2 separate regions of the Homo sapiens genome follow, and region 2 is linked to region 1. Evidence: chromatin loops called from intact Hi-C (ENCODE). Cell type or tissue: dorsolateral prefrontal cortex. All regions are shown on one strand.

Evidence for each region. Peaks named below come from ENCODE experiments on the same cell type or tissue, not always from the same donor. Only the 100,000 strongest peaks of a DNase experiment are listed, where the experiment ranks them.
Region 2: it touches region 1 in a loop (3-fold over the local background); 2 of 110 quality-filtered maps call a loop at or near these places.

Annotation. Positions count from the first base shown.
Region 1 is chr20:11,754,461-11,756,960 of GRCh38, reverse strand. No RefSeq gene overlaps it. Among named protein-coding and RNA genes, the nearest start is that of LINC00687, 120 kb to the left of the region's middle. In dorsolateral prefrontal cortex, CTCF peaks have their summits at 1,145 and 1,350; no DNase peak of the experiment used is centred here.
Region 2 is chr20:11,911,192-11,913,691 of GRCh38, reverse strand. BTBD3-AS1 (BTBD3 antisense RNA 1) reads left to right here. Exons shown (of 3, transcript NR_186407.1): 2 at 16-378. It also overlaps a transcript of BTBD3 not described here. Among named protein-coding and RNA genes, the nearest start is that of BTBD3, 5.5 kb to the left of the region's middle. In dorsolateral prefrontal cortex, a CTCF peak has its summit at 1,185; no DNase peak of the experiment used is centred here; H3K27ac peaks cover 1,089 bases.

The sequences.
Region 1 (2,500 bases):
CCTACCAAAAGACATAGAGCCACCTGGCAGATCTCTAGCAGGCTCCTGATAGATGAGTAATAAATGCTATTGTATTATGCCACTGAAGTTTTATGGCTGTTAGTTATATAGCATTATTGTGGCAATAGACACACTGACACAGGAGAAAGGGAGAAAAATATTTGGGATATAAGCATCTGTTATAAACTGAATATTTGTGTTCCCCCCAAAATTCATATGTTGAAATGCTAGCTCCAAATGGGATGGTATTAGGAGGTGGAGCCTTTGGGAAATAATTGGGTCATGAGGGTGGAACCCTTATGAATGGGATTAGTGCTCTTATAAAACAAGACAAGAGAAAAGTGATTTTTCTCTCGACCATGTGAGGACATAATGAGAAGCTGTCATCTACACACTAGGAAGTGGGCCCACACCAGACACTGAATCTGCTGGCACCTTGAACTTGGACTTCCCAGCCTCCAAAACTGTGAGAAATCAATGTTTGTTGCTTAAGCCACCCAGTTTATGGTATTCTGTTCTAAGCGATCCAAAGTGACAAAGGCATCATTGATACACAATTACTATTATAGAATAATTTAATATATTATCATAATCCAGAGTTCTAAAGAAATGGGAAATAGATGAGATAAATTTTGATTAGAGGAAATTGTTACTCTGAAACCTTCCTTACACATAGTAAGTAATCGGCATTTGTCAAAAGTTGGATTAATAAAAGTGTCAGTCCTTAGTATAATAGTAAAACTACTGTAAATGAAGATTCCAAAGGCATCATTTAGACTTTTTGCATATTTTTCATAGTTTGGTATATGCTTGCTATCAAAACTTTTCTTTTCTTTATTTTTAAAATTTTATTTTGTTTTGAGACAGAGTTTCGCTCTTGTTGCCCAGACTGGAGTGCAATGGCGCCTCCCAGGTTCAAGCAATTCTCCTGCCTCAGCCTCCTGAGTAGCTGGGATTACAGGCATGCGCCACCACACCCGGCTAATTTTGTATTTTTAGTAGAGTCAGGATTTCTCCATGTTGGTCAGGCTGGTCTCGAACTCCTGACCTCAGGTGATCCACCTGCCTTGGCATCCCAAAGTGCTGGGATTACAGGCGTGAGCCACCGTGTCCAGTCAAAACTTTTCTTAAATGTTCAATCAACCATGATTTTAAAAAGGAAGTTTACAAAACCACATAGCATGACCATGCATAAGAAAAAAATAAATTATGCTGGCCAACTCCTGTACGCTAGAGTTTCCTGTTTCCTTGTATTTTTTCCTGTTAGTTTTGTCCCTATTTTTGCACTGTCTCACCAGATAATCACAGAGAGGAACATACAATTGATGGCAGGGACAAAACAGTTCCCAACAGCGACACTGTCTGTTCAAATTTGCATCTCTTCAAAGAGGATGAAAGGAGACACTGAACAAAAAGTCCATTCCTGGGGTTGACTGCAGAAGGGAAGCAGTTAGGGACCAGGCTGTTTATATGAAGCCCTGACCTCTGCTCCGTGATACACTTAAGAGTTTCCACACCTAACTGTTGCCACTAGGGTGAGGGTTTATAGCAAAATTCCTCCCAGAGGAGAGACCAATAAACAGAGGAATAAAACTGTCTTTTCTTTTCGGTTTGAACTGTGATTGTTCAACATTATTTTTGGATGCTCTCAAGTGGTTTCAAAATGTTAGTGTGCATACAAATCACTGGAGAGGTTGTTAAACCGTCTATCCCTGGAGATTTTGACTCAGTAAGTCTGGGGTGAGGCCCAAGAGTCTGCATTCCCAGCACGCTCCCAGAAGCTGCTGTTGGCACTGGTCTGTTTGAGGTATCTCTACTAACAATGCCAAAGAGAGAGAATCATAAAAGCATTCTCACTGGCACATTATGATTGTTACTATTATTGTCTGTCCTAAAAGGGAGGTCTTAAATACTGGTCCTGTTTTCAAATCGCTGCTCAAAAAGATGACTGCAGATCAACCATGCTAGGTTGAAAAAAGGGTACAGTTCTAATAACTTATTTACAAACAATGTGAATTGGTAAAAATGTATTCTTGCTTTTGCCTCCTTGCCTGAATCTCAGGCTTTCCAGTATTTCACAAAGTCAATCAAGCTGAGGGACAAAAAATTGTCAATCTTAAATTAAAGATTATGAAGAGTTTTGTTATATTCTGTCCACACCTGCAGTGCGCTGCTTAGAGAAAGGCAGCTTAATGGTGCAACAGGAAAGAAAAGCCCTGGGTGGGAAGAGTCAAAAGGTTCCTCCTGGATGAAGTCGCATTTTCCATTTGATGAGAATCAGCATGAGTAGAAGGCACAGCAGTGTTGTGCCTGCTTGGCTGTAGGTTTGTCTTGTCGAATGTTATTGGAGCCATTCCATTTTTTTTTCCAGTTTCTGTCATGCCACTGACATAGCCTGAGTGTGTGACTAAGAGTGCAGGTGTGTGGAAAAAGTGTTTTCTAGCTCCTGGTTTTTCTTCTGAATTCTTCCTGTTTTTTGTTCGCATTACACAATAAGGAT
Region 2 (2,500 bases), 160 kb before region 1:
ACTCTTTTTTCACAGGTATGGCAACTGGTGTCAGAAGTATAAGGGGTTTGTGAAAATTCCACAGTAAAGAAGTGGGGCAACACCTGGACTACGAGGCGGATCTCCTGGCTTGTCATGTTGTTTGCTTCATTCACTCTAATATTCACTCACAGTAATTACCTCACACACTTACAGAATGCTCAATTGTCATATTTCTAATCTACTTTAAAAGAAGAGCTTTCTTTTAAAGTTTACAAAGATGAAAACCATGAACATATGTAGTCTGCACCCCTGTAGGGGCACACTACAGGCAAGAATGCTGAAAGGATACTTGTGGAATGAGATGGAAGGAAGGAACTGCAGTGAGGACGCTGCTCAAAAACAGAAGAGGCTCTCCAGGTAAAATAAAGTTAGAAACCAGCTATTCACGGTTAACACCAACTTCTATGTCAACAACTAATAATGCTGGCAACTCTTGTTTAACTTGCTCTAACTCTGGACTCCTTGTCTGGACTTGTACATGGTTTACTACAAGGCCGCTAAAAAGCAACAGCAGTGAGGTTAACAGAGGTTTAAACAAGGTAAGGTAGACTGAAGAAATACCTATCACTTCCAAAAATGATTAACATAACCTAACAGAGGAGAGTAGTTTAATCTGGTAAGTTATGAGGGAATAGTGTTTTGTTTTTGCTTATTTGTCCCTTCAATACTGAGCAAAAATTATGCTTTTGATTTGGGAGGTAAAAAGATAAGCAACAAAATGTTGGCAGTCCCCAAAGTCAGCAGAAGCTGCTGGAAAACAGACTATATATGCTTTCTAAATTTGGAAATAAATATGGAGTCAAGCGCTGGAAGCATAGCATAGCTAAAAAAGCAAGAGCTAACAACAAGTGACCTTAAGGTCAGTATTTGTGAGCCTCATTTTCCACATCTGCCAAATGGGGTAATTAGACCCAGCTTCTCCCTCAGGTTTATTGTGAAGGCAAGATTATATGTTTTGTGAAAGCACTTTAGTTAAAAACAGTCTACAAAGGTAAGTTCTCACCATTAGCAGCAATTGTGCCCAAAGCAGGAAACGTTTGTGATGCAATCATCTAAAACACAAAATCTCAAAGATTAATCTAGCTCCTCATCCTTGTACTCTTTTCAGACTGCACAGCTACTGACATTTCATCCTATCTGCAGGCTTCCTCTAGCCCCACCTATGGGCCAAGCAGGTCCCATTTTGCTGTGAATCTGATTTTGCAGGGAAGGTTCAATAATAAGCAAGATTTGTGCTGTGCACTGTGATCCGGTCCACACCCAATGTCCAAATCCCACAGTGTTATTTCCAAACCTGCACTTGAACCCACACTTCAGGCTGGGTGCCCATTGTGGACTTCAAACCTCCATGAGGCCACCTGTTGGCTGATTCACTGCTGTGCCCACTTCCTGAGACAGCCTCCTGCAAGGAGCCCATCTAGCCACCCAGCCATATCTCACTAGCAACTCAATTTGGCCTCTCTCGACAATGACCCAGTTTGAATTCCAGCACCAAGGTTGATAACTAAGGCCAAGTATTTGGCCAAGGCATACCTCAGTGCTGTCCACAGTATAAGGTTCATGGTCAGTTTCATTAAGCCACCTTTTCACCACACAGAGCTCCAGTTAACCTTGAATTGTACTTTAGATTTGGGGTGAGCGGGGGGTGGGGAGGAATGCCCAAAGGTAGAATGTGGTAATTCTTAGAAGGCAGGGAACGATGATTCTTTTTAAAATTCCATATGGCACTTACCATGACATTTGACGATTATAGCTCTTACATACACACTGTGTCTCAGTGTGCACCTTGTTTGGAATACTAAACTACTCATCTAAATCCCAAATTATTCTCTTCCATACATTAAGTGATCTTGAAAAGGGGTATATAAAGTTTACCAGGAGATACTCTGAAGATGGCTATTTAAAGGAATATTATAATTTCTTTTGTAAAGTTGAAGATACTTCAATAAAAAAAGGCAACCAATTGCTAAGTTTTACATACTCTAGATCAAGTTTGTCCAACCTGCGGCCCTGCAAGAGGCCTAGGATGGCTTTGAATGCAGCCTCAAACAAATTCGCCACCTTTCTTAAAACATTATGAGATTTTTTTTTTCTGCAATTTTTTTAGCTCATGGGCTATCCTTAGTGTTAGCATACTTTATGTGTGGCTCAAGACAATTCTTCCAACATGGCCCAGGGAAGCCAAAAGGTTAGACAACTCTGCTCTAGATGATCTCATGGTACATTTCCTCAGGTGTATTGACTACATGATCGCCTATCTTTTCCAATTATAGGTTTCTAGGATTTAAAAAATCTGTATAATATTTGCCAGAAATAGTTATTTACTTAATATAATTTTCTTTACATTTTAATATGATTATGACCAATACCCAACTAAAACTCTGTGTACATATGTAAGTGCCATATTTTATGGACTGTAGATTCCTTGTGCCTCCCCCACCCTCGCCACTTTAACATCTCTGAAACTGGTTTGTGTCTT